2 separate regions of the Homo sapiens genome follow, and region 1 is linked to region 2. Evidence: chromatin loops called from intact Hi-C (ENCODE). Cell type or tissue: mammary epithelial cell. All regions are shown on one strand. Each heading gives the region's core, and the rest is flanking DNA. Links, peaks and the distances in the headings are about the cores only. Region 1 overlaps PHLPP1 (PH domain and leucine rich repeat protein phosphatase 1). Region 2 holds the start of TNFRSF11A (TNF receptor superfamily member 11a).

Region 1 (5,373 bases), core at 208-5,207, 660 kb before region 2:
TACAGATCATAAGGCAAATAAAATACATTTATTTTGTGTGCTTGATTTATTCGTGGCTTACAAGGCAATTTCTATTAAGTGAAAACTAGTTTAAGAAACTTTGAATGTTAATTGTGGAGCAGTTTTCTTGAAAATTCAGAAGAGCAAATCACTTATTTATGAGTTCAAGAAAAGTCAACATCTGGAGGTGTAGCATTTGGGAAAACCATCTTTGTTGCCATTTCAACTTTCTCTCAATAGGTAAGATTGGTAATTAGGGGAAAGTGCCAGCTTACCAGAATGGAATAAGACCTAAGAAACTGAATGACTAGAAAGTACCTGTGATTTCAGTGAAGGCAGTTTTCCTTCCCTGTCCTTAGAAAAGCGGAGGAATGACAATGAGAGCAATTCCAGTCATGAGCAGATGGAAGAAAATTCTCCAAGTGTTCTGTTGCTTCCCCCTCTGCACAGGATAGAAGAACACTGTGTTTCTGATTGGGCATAAAATGAAGGGACTCATGAACCGAAGCTGGAGAAATGCCATGATTGTTTATGGGTACTCACATCAGGGCTGGGGACAGCATAGCCTCCAGCTTTCTACCACACACCCCAGAAAATGGACGGCTGCCTTGAGGACCCATCTGCCAATTTCCTCGGCAGTGTTCAACCTTAGTCTTCCAGAAGGAACAGGACAATATATGGGGCCTCCACACTGGCTTCTGCCATTCATGTGGGCCCGTAGGCCATCGTCAGGCTGGCTCACACCCTCATGAGGTTAGCACAGCCACCTCCACACCAAGCCATTTTCTCAGGGCCCCGTGCTGGTGAGGCAGAGCCATGCAAAGTAGCCAGCTCTTTACTGGTGTTTCCTAAACACGTTGAATGAATGCACACAGTGAAGCAGGAGGGTGTGAGCGGTGGGGTGTGCTTTCCATCACCAGCCCAAAGCTTTGTCTGCTAGATGTAATTCCTACATTCACTTAGTGAGCAGGGCAATAGACTCGCCGTACTAAGTTGGAACTTTGTTGTAATTTTGGTGCTGAGTGGGGTGAGGCTTAGGGGAAAAAAAAAACCACCTTAGAGCCGTCTTTCAAATACATAGCAATAAGAATCAGTTCATGACAGATAAATGACAATAGTGAGATAAGAGTTTCCATAGACTAGTTTGCACAGTGTGAGTTAGGGGGATGCAATGAAAGAAAAATGAAATGGCAACAAATGAGAGAAGCCCATTTTCTCCATCATTACCAGTGCTTTTCCTTCTATAACAATTGTAATAAGTGACTTAAGAGTTTCCCATTTTCAAAAAGGTACTTTTTTCTTTCTTTTTTTTTTTTTTTTAAGAGTCAGGGGCTTGCTGTGTTGCCCAGGCTGGCCTTGAACTCGTTGGCTCAAGTGATCCTCTAGCCTCAGCCTCCCAAGTTGCTGGGACTAACTTCAGGCCCACAGTACCATACCTGGCTTAAAAAGGTGCTTTTGCTGCATTCCTCATTATTTTCTTTCAGACGCCCCTTAGTTCCTTCATTTGTAACAATGACAATATTTACACTTACATAAGGCTTTAGTATTTAAATTACTGCAAATACATGACCTAATTTGATTGCTGGAGAGGTAGGTAAGGCAGATACCAGAAACCCACACTTTATAGAAATTCTATCTTTTTTTAGGATGAGTTCATGTCCTTTGCAGGGACATGGATGAAGCTAGAAATCATCATTCTCAGCAAACTATCACAAGGCCAGAAAACCAAACACCGCATGTTCTCACTCATAGGTGGGAATTGAACAATAAGAACACTTGGACATAGGGTGGGGAACATCACACACCGGGGCCTGTTGTGGCGTGGGGGAGCGGGGAGGGATAGCATTAGGAGATATACCTAATGTAAATGACGAGTTAATGGGTGCAGCACACCAACATGGCACATGTATATATATGTAACAAACCTGCACGTTGTGCACATGTACCCTAGAACTTAAAGTATGATAATAAAAGAAAAAAAAATTTTTTTTGAGACAGAGTCTCTGTCGCCAGGCTGTTCCAGTCTCTGCATTCCAGGCTGGAATGCAGTGGCGTAATCTCGGCTCATTGTAACCTCCGACTCCTGTGTTCAAGCGATTCTCCTGCCTCAGCCTCCCGAGTAGCTGGGATTACAGGCATGCACCACTACACCTGGCTAATTTTTGTATTTTTAGTAGAGACGAGATTTCAGTATGTTGGCCAGGCTGGTCTCGAACTCCTGACCTCAAGTGATCCACCCGCCTTGGCCTCCCTAAGTGCTGGGATTATAGGCATGAGCCCCCGTGCCCGGCCTGAAATTCTATCTTGTGATAACATGTCAGGGATGAACTCAAAATACCCTTTGATGAATGTTCACATGATCAAATGGAATTCTTCTTCTCTCCCCTGCAGTGCCAGTGGTGAGGGGACTCTCAGGTGTTATCCTATAAGGTCCAGAACATGTTAACAGATGCTTTGTGTTTTGCTTTTTTTAACCATGGAAAGGGGAATTGGGAATTAGATGGACATTGAAGACAGACTTCTCTCCCAGCAAAACTATATGATTCTGGTTATCCATCTTAATATTTCTGCATGTCAATTTCCCATGGAAAATCAGGCTCATCACAGGAACCAGCTGTCATCACTTCTACTGTCTTACAAAGCGGAAACACAGCTTCTCGGCTATACTTGACAGTGGTATAGGAGTTTGCTATCATGTGTTTACGAAAATACAGTGATAAGAAACTTAAACACTTTGTTTCTTCTGGGAAAGTGAAGGAAGGATAAAGAGTGAAGCCCATTTCCACCCAAAGTCTAAGCTTACCAGCAGGTGGTGCTGTGACAAAAGCAATCAAGAGAAACCAAGGCAGGCAGGTGGGGTTTCTGGGTCCCAGAGATCGGCTCTGCTACCTCTCATCAAAGCCAGTGCTCGGGAGCAGGAGCGAAGGGCAGGAAGCTTGAGGGCAGCACAGGGCGGGCAGCATGCGCTGGATCCAACACCAAACAGTTTCTAGGGTCCTCGATCAGGGGTTCTTCTCCTAGCAAGGCTCACCACAGCTCTCCGCTTCCCGTTTCATTTCTTCCTTTCTCTCCCCTCAAAGCCCTTTCCCAATTATCTGGATTTCCAGCAGGAAGCAGGGAATAGAGCAGGCGGGAATGCCCTTCTCCCTAATACTTACCCTGCAGACACTGTGGCTTCAGGGATCTTCAAATATTAAGCACTTTAATATTCAGAAAGCACTTTCAGTTGTATAAGCAGCTCTACATATACTATTAGATGCTATCTGGATAAACAGAAATGCAAAGAAACTCCTCAGAAATAACTGAGGCAGCTCCTATGCAACCGCATGGAGACCTATCAGCTAAGTCTATGCCACTTTGGTCACTCAACATGTGCTTGACTGAATTACCTTTTCATCTAAATGCCCTACTTACCCCAAGCCTCCAAAGGGCAGTCTCACTCCAAGGTGCCTTACATGTAGTATGTGCACAATGGGACCGAAAAGAGACAATAAACCCAGCAGCAAGCACAAATAAACTGGAGGACTCAGGAAAAAAGCAATTCCAAGTCTCATACCCCTTTCTCCTGCAGCAGACACAGAAGTTAGGAAATGAGGTGTCCCTGCATCAGAGCTTGTGGGGCCCAGTGGCTGCCCCTGGCACAGAGTTGCTGTGGGGCCCATTTTAGAATCTGGAAGCGATTGCTGCCTCCGTGGACCACGCTCAGCCAGTTCTGACCACTCTGGAAGTGAGCTGCGGTGGAAGAGATCCACATACAAGGCCGGGGTGTGCTCCACCCCCGGGGACAGGTGAACCCTGCCCAGAGGGGGTTTAAGAACTGAGGAAGTCAGAGAAGCAGCCCAGACCTGCAGGAACTAAGGCGTCGGTGTGAGAGCTTGGAGTTGTCCACATCTGCTTCAACCCAGTGGGGCAGCCCGAGGGACAAGGTAAGGGGCTGGGAAGTGGAACCGGGGCAGGGGTCCCAAGGTGGTTTAGCTTCCAGTCTCAGCCAGAGCGCTCCGCCTGTACTGGGGAGTCAGCTTCCTTGGTCCCTGGGTCTCTCACTGGGCCGAGATGAGGCAATTCTCTTCCATGGCTTTAGTGGTTTCCAAAGAGCACTGTGTGCAAGTAGCCTGATGTGGAAATGAAGTACGGCCATTACGAAAACAAAGTCCACCCAGCGGCCTCCTAGAGGGGGACACAGAGCCCACCACCAAGTCTACTAGTTAAGAAATAAGAACTGCCCTGTCACTGAATTAGCCAGGTCCCACCCAAGGGCAGACCTAAAGAAGGAAGCCAGGTCTACATAGGAAGGTGGTCCATGTGAGATGAAGACCAACAGTATCTTCCACACAAGGTTCACACGTGTAGGGTGGGGGCGAGGTGAAGGCGGAGGTCCCTGTCTGTAAATGCAGTTGACTAGTAGCTGGGAATACTGGCTTTCTTAAGTACACACCGCTGCACCTACACGATTCCTGCTGGTGGTGGAAGGCAAGCCAACCAGCTTGATTGACCCTGTCCAAGTAAGAGGCAGGTTAACCTGCTTATGTGAGCTACAGGCCCCCCAGGAAAACTGAAAACTTCGCTTCGTGAGAGTAAAGTTGTCCAGGGATCTCCCCTATCTATGCAACCTCTGTCTATCCCCCTTCTCACATCTTCCCTAAGAAGTACCCAAACATCTTACCCTAAGTCATAAGAAGAAATAGAAAAGCTGTAAGATCAGGCCTGGCACAGTGGCTCACACCTGTAATCCTAGCACTTTGGGAGGCTGAGGTGGGCAGATCACTTGAGGTTAGGAGTATGAGACCAGCCTGGCCAACATGGTGAAACCCCATCTTTACTAAAAATACAAAAATTGGCTGGGCATGGTGGCGGGTGCCTGTAATGCCAGCTATTCAGAGGCTGAGGCAGGAGAATCACTTGAACCCGGGAGGCGGAGGTTGCAGTGGGCAGAGAACACACCACTGCACTCCAGCCTGGGAGACAGAGCGAGACTCCATTTCAAAAAAAAAAAAAAAAGAAAAGAAAAGAAAAGAAAAGCTGTAAGATCAGCTAATTATACTGCTTACCATTTGGTTAATTTCACATTTCATTCAATGTAGGTTAACTTACTGGATGTTTTTCTCTTAAAAAAAAAATCAGAAATATCTGATAACCCCAATATTCCATCCATTCTTTCTAAACGCAAGCTAGTGTGACTGTCTCCAAGAAACATCTGGCTGCTGAGACAAAAGCAGATACTTGTAAATACTTGTAAATTTCATATTTATTGTAACAAAAATTATGACATGTCCATTTGTGCATTCTGCTTGAGTATAACTCTGGGTATGTAAATGGCCTAATGGGGCACTATACAACCATGCTGATTGTGGCAGCAGTAAGGAACACAGTTAA
Region 2 (5,373 bases), core at 168-5,167:
AAAATATATGGTTGTTTTTTTTTTTCTTTCTTTCTGTAAGATTCTTTTAGGTCTAAAGCATTCACACCATCCTCCCAACATAGGGAGCTTTCTTCCCACCTCCTAGAATCATTTCTTCCCTGACCTCTGGTTTCCCACACATCTTTCCAAGACCACTTGGGAAACCCCTTCATCCCGAAGTCCTTAGGGATTCCTCCAGCGGTCCTCCCTCCCTCTCTCCCTCCCCTCCTCCCTCTCTCCCTTCCTCTGCCACCCTCTGTACTTTTCTTATCATTTGCTGCTCTCTTATCATCACAGCTTTTCCCATCTGGCGCTCTCCACTAGACTGTGACCCATGCGCCTTCCCCTTATTCCTCATTAGCACAGTGTTTGACACCACCAATGTCTGTTGTCCTGCGTATGCACGCACCTGCTCTTGCATCTTATAACCCCAGATAAACATGACCGTGTACAATCCATTACCTTAATGAAAACAGTGTGCATCTATATTTTGTTACCTGGAATAAACAGCAGGACTAGCTACATAAAAATTCAAAATGTTTTTATCTGTAGGCAAATAGTTTTATTCTATCTGAAAATGAATTCCCTCACAAATACAAGCAGGCAGAGATATAATCATAGAAATGTTTTAAAGGGCAAAACTTATAGCCTTTCAGGTAAGTTTGAACCTATTTAATATAATAAAAATGAAACTAAATACGATCCCTACAGATAAGGCACTTTCTGGAAGCCATTTATGCCAACTATTTTGCAAAACCAATTTACCCACTAGGCAGTTCCTGAAGTCTTGCCTGGTGTTTGATCATTAACATCTTCAATGAACTGTCAATGCCATTCCTAAATTTTGAGCTAATGGAATAGGCTGGCCAAACAAGCAGTCATTGAATACAGAGAGAGCTTTTTCCTAGATAACCACAGTATCTCTAGGAAATATTATTTTAAGGCTGCATCTAGTCTCACCTTTGAGAGAAAATGCATTTCTACTGGGAAGGTTGGGCACCAAGTAAAATAAGCAGAAAAGCATTCCAATGTCACTTGATTGTGAAAGAGTTCAGGAAATGCCACCCCAAAATATGCCACTATGGTGTGCTGATTATTTTGAACTCAGGGCAGGTGGTAGTGGCCACGGGCAGAGGTTTCTCTGAACTCTGCCCAAAGAAAGATCCTCCAAAACGAACTCAAATGTCTCAAATCTCCGCCGTGGGAATCTTCTCACCCAGAGAAGATTCTCACCCAGAGAAGATTAACTCCGATTACAGGAGAGGAGACAGGAGGTTGACACCAGCCCACACAGGCTCTCACCTATTCTCCGAAGGGCTGGTCAGAGACCATTTTTATTGCCTGAGAATCTTTTATGTGCCTGACAAGATGTCCTTTACTCACCATATGCTTCCTCCCCAAACCCGCCCCAAAATCTGTTTTGCAGCACCCTGCAGAAGCCCCTATGGATGCTATAATGAGCTTCAATCATCTGACCCTTCCTCAAGTCTCTTATTTTGTAGGAGTCCTGTGCCTATGTATGTAATTAAGTACAGTTTTTCTCCTGTTAGTCTGTCTTATATCAATTGAATTCGTGGCCCAGCCAAGGAATTCATAAGGTTCCTAGAAGGTTCGCTCCCCTAGAATTGGAAATGACCAATGCAAAAGTTTACATTTTTAAACATGCATAATGAAAGGGGCTTAAAGGCAAAAAGACGGGAAACAGCATTTGTTGAAAGGTCTCCCTGAAAAATAAACTTATTTTGATAGCATTTGTTGTTCATATTAGAACCGAACGCCTTTTATGCACATATGAATATGTCATTTTGCGACAGCAGTGAGAGATAATTTTGCAACTGCGTGGTCAGGCAGGTTTTTCTTAGGTGGCTAGCTGTTCGCTGAAACCCTGGTCCTTTGGTTCAAATAAGGTAGCACCCCGTTCAACCTGTTGAACACTTAATTAAGCAACACCTGAAGTGCTTAAAATGAAAAAATCCTTTAGACTTTTCCGCCTTCGTTTCCCTCAACCATACTGACAGACCCATACAATTGGGAATGAATCTTCCCTAGAATCTTTTGCTTCAGCCTTCAGTGCACCCACATTATTTCTGTCAAGGCTTTTCCCCTCTCTTCTCACCCAAACACGATTCTCCATGCGTCCCTCCCCACGCCTCTCCGGGTTCCGTGCCCGGCTGCGGAGGGACGGCAGCAGCCTAACCTAGTGTTAACAGAGGGGAAATCTGACCCAGCCGAAACCAAGAAAACCACCACTCGCCCTTCCCTGTGAGAGCTTTCAAGTTCGTATCAACGATTTTTAAAGCGTTTGTTGTGCTGGGTGTGCTTCCCTCTGCGGCCCTCCTCCACGAGGCAGAAAGTCCGTGCCTGGCTGCATTCGCTTGCTAACTGTACTGAGAAACCTGTTCCGAGAGGACCGGGAAGCCACTCGGGTCTGCGAGGGTCAAGTCCAGCATCCCCGGGGCGCGCGCGCAGTCTCTCCCCGCCGTGCGGGGCCTCCAGGCGAGCTGGCAGGGGTGTCCCCGAAGGGGCTCAGGGGAGGCAAAGGCAAGCCCGCAGTTCAGGGACGGAGGGAATCATGTCTCTTTCCGGGTGGAAATTTGGGACGGAGGCCACCCGGGAGAAATCGTATCGGGAACGGTTATCTGCCGCAAGTGAGGTGCCCACGGCGCTGTCTCCCGCGGCACCGCCCGGCGCAAGCGCTTAGTAGGTGCTCAAGAAGCATTTGGAGAAAATGACAGCATCAAAGCCTGCGGCTAAGAGGGGCTTTTGGAAGAGCCCGTTTCGGGTGTTGCGGTCCCGCCAACCTGCTCCTTCTGCGCCCCAGTTTCCCTCCGCTTGCCCTTTCCCGCCCTCCGCCGTCCAACTCTGGAAGCGCCTCCCCAGCTTCCCACGGCCTCCGCTCCCCAAAACTCCGGCTCCTCTCGGAAGGCGGAGGAGCCAGGATGCCGCCGGCCCCGGCCCTTCCCGGGGCTCCCGAGGAGGCGTCGGGCCGCGCGGCCCGGCAGGCGCGGGCGCTCCTTACCTGCAGCCGGGCGAGCAGCGCGCAGAGCAGCAGCAGCGCGAACAGCGGGCGGCGCCGCCGGGCGCGCGGGGCCATGGCGCGGGACAGGCTGGCGGGCGCCGCGGCCTCAGCGGCCTCTGTGGCCCAGCGGGCGCGGCTGCCGCGGCCCTGTGTGGTCCCGCCCCCGTGCCCCGCCCCGCACCTGCCCCCGCGCCGCCCTCCTGCGCCCCCCTCCGGCCGGGCCCGGCGGTGCCAGCCAGGTGGTGCCCAAGCTCCCCTGGTTTGCGGTGGGACGCGGGGCCCCGCTCGGGGAGGGGCCCCGGGGGTGTTCGCCGCGCCCGGTGCCTCCTTGGTCCGGTCTCCGCCCCTGGCCCAGGTGCTCGGGCTGCAGACAGGTTGGCGGGAGACCAGCCCTGGGTTGCCCTTCACGGCACTGGCTCCTGCCTTGCCGCACCCCAGGCCTGTGGGCCCCGCCTCCCGGGAAGGAATGGGGGCATCGGGGTGGTCCTGCTCCTGCCCCGCGCGCCCACCCTTCGAGGCCCGGCCTTCCGAAAGTGGATGCGCCACCGTCGAGAATGAACGGGAGGAGGATCCTTCCTGGAGATTTCGTCGACTGCAGTTAAGGCATCAACACAATACACCATCCGCCAATCTTCGTAAAATACTCCTCTTGTTCTTTGCTTCAAAATGTTGGGGCCAGCAGCCACTATCTCTTTTTCTTCTCCTGATCCTCTGCCTCCGCCCCTCACCCGTCCTGCACCCACCAAATTCTAGAAAGGCACCAGGCTCCGCCAGCCTTGAGGCGTCCCCCAGCCCCCATCACCACATTGGCCCTTTCAGACATAAAGTGGCCAGATGTCTGGGGCACAGTGTTACCTAAAAACTGAGGTCCGTTCTTCTGGTGCAGTAAGGCCAAGCCATCCGCACTAAGGTTTGCACTGGGAGAAAAGAGGGCGCTTATCTGCAGAGCTCCAGGCAAGGAGAATGGGGCAGCTCTTGCTTAAATCCTGACCTTCAGTTGGCTTGCAAGTAAGGATTTTTAAACGCAGGGTTAATTTCAAGAAAGCAGAAGTTACAGGCAAAATCATAATACACGGAGGTTGCACATTGGTTTGGTCTAACAAGCTGGGATATCTTGAAAATCTTTAAAGTGAGGGTGCTTATAGGTTATACATTCAAAGATTTTCTGACTTGCCATCAGTGAAGGAAGAGAAGCTTTGTTAAAAATTTGGGGTCAGCAAAAATGAATGTTAGCTCTGGCTCGTGGGTGTGACTTCCTCCTTGCCCTTCAGGAAGAAATTTAGAAGAAAGAATGGTGGTCAGTTCCGTCCTCATTTCCCCCTTGTCTGAGGTCTGCATGCCAGTGGATCTGTTTTGTTGGGGGTCTGGGTTTCTGAGAAACAATTCAGGGACATATGTTAAGATGTTATCTTTCGTTTCTATAGGGAATCTAACTTCCTTGGTTATTGTTTTAAGCTATAATTACCTTCTTGCTTATCAAGTTACTTATTTACTTCTTAGGGCTAGCTAGGTACCTGGAATTTCCCTTGAAGGAACTCAAGATTTTCCTTTATTTCCATGCTTAGGGGTGCTCCACAGGCTCCTAAGATGGGTTCCTGCTCCATCTCAATAGCATCCTGTTGTTTTTGTTTGTCATTACTTGCTTAGGATTGTGTCTTTCCTCACATTCTAGGTCGATGTTGGATCCATACGTATAATCCCTCCTTTGTATCATGTATTAGTCCGTTTTCATGCTGCTGATAAAGACAGGGCAATTTACAAAAGAAAGAGGTTTAACGGACTTACAGTTCCATGTGGCTGGGGAGGTCTCACAATCATGGTGAAAGGCAAGGAGGAGCAAGTCACATCTTTCCTGGATGGCAGCAGGCAAAGAGAGAGCTTGTGCAAGGAAACTCCCATTTTTAAAACCATCAGATCTCATGAGACTTACTCACTTCACAAGAACAGCACGGGAAAGACCTGCAGCCATGATTCAATTACCTCCCACCAGGTCCCTGCCACAACACGTGGGAATTGAAGATGAGATTTGGGGTGGGGACAGAGCCAAACCATATCATAAGGTAACTGTTTATATGAAGATACTTGTCCCATGCCAATAGAATATAACCTGTTTTGAATTCCTGGATTGCCAGAACTATTCACTTGCCTTACTTTTAGCCCAGCACATGGCATATCTTGGTCAAAATTCCATGTGCACTTGAAAAAGCTATGTATTTTGCTGTTGTCAGTAAAGTACATTATGAGTGTCAATCAGGTCAAATAGGCTGAAATATCCATACTGATTTTCCGTTACTTGTTCTGAGAAAAAGTGTGGAAATTTCCAACAATAACTGTATTTGTCTATTTTTCCTTTT

The links. A loop is a pair of places that touch in the nucleus more often than their neighbours do. Peaks named below come from ENCODE experiments on the same cell type or tissue, not always from the same donor. Only the 100,000 strongest peaks of a DNase experiment are listed, where the experiment ranks them.
Region 1: a loop joins it to region 2, with 4 times the contacts of the local background. A loop is called at or near these places in 4 of 110 quality-filtered maps.

Annotation. Positions count from the first base shown.
Region 1 is chr18:62,980,288-62,985,660 of GRCh38, reverse strand. It overlaps PHLPP1 (PH domain and leucine rich repeat protein phosphatase 1), which reads right to left. Exons shown (of 17, transcript NM_194449.4): 17 at 5,228-5,373. Among named protein-coding and RNA genes, the nearest start is that of PHLPP1, 270 kb to the right of the region's middle. In mammary epithelial cell, for the core only: a CTCF peak has its summit at 2,810 (motif pointing right); no DNase peak of the experiment used is centred there.
Region 2 is chr18:62,323,074-62,328,446 of GRCh38, reverse strand. It overlaps TNFRSF11A (TNF receptor superfamily member 11a), which reads right to left and starts at 3,137. Exons shown (of 10, transcript NM_003839.4): 1 at 3,020-3,137. The coding sequence starts at 3,094. RefSeq lists silencers at 3,046-3,245, 3,296-3,505. In mammary epithelial cell, for the core only: CTCF peaks have their summits at 2,856 (motif pointing left) and 3,236 (motif pointing left); a DNase peak (open chromatin) is centred at 2,886; H3K4me3 peaks cover 1,405 bases; H3K27me3 peaks cover 281 bases.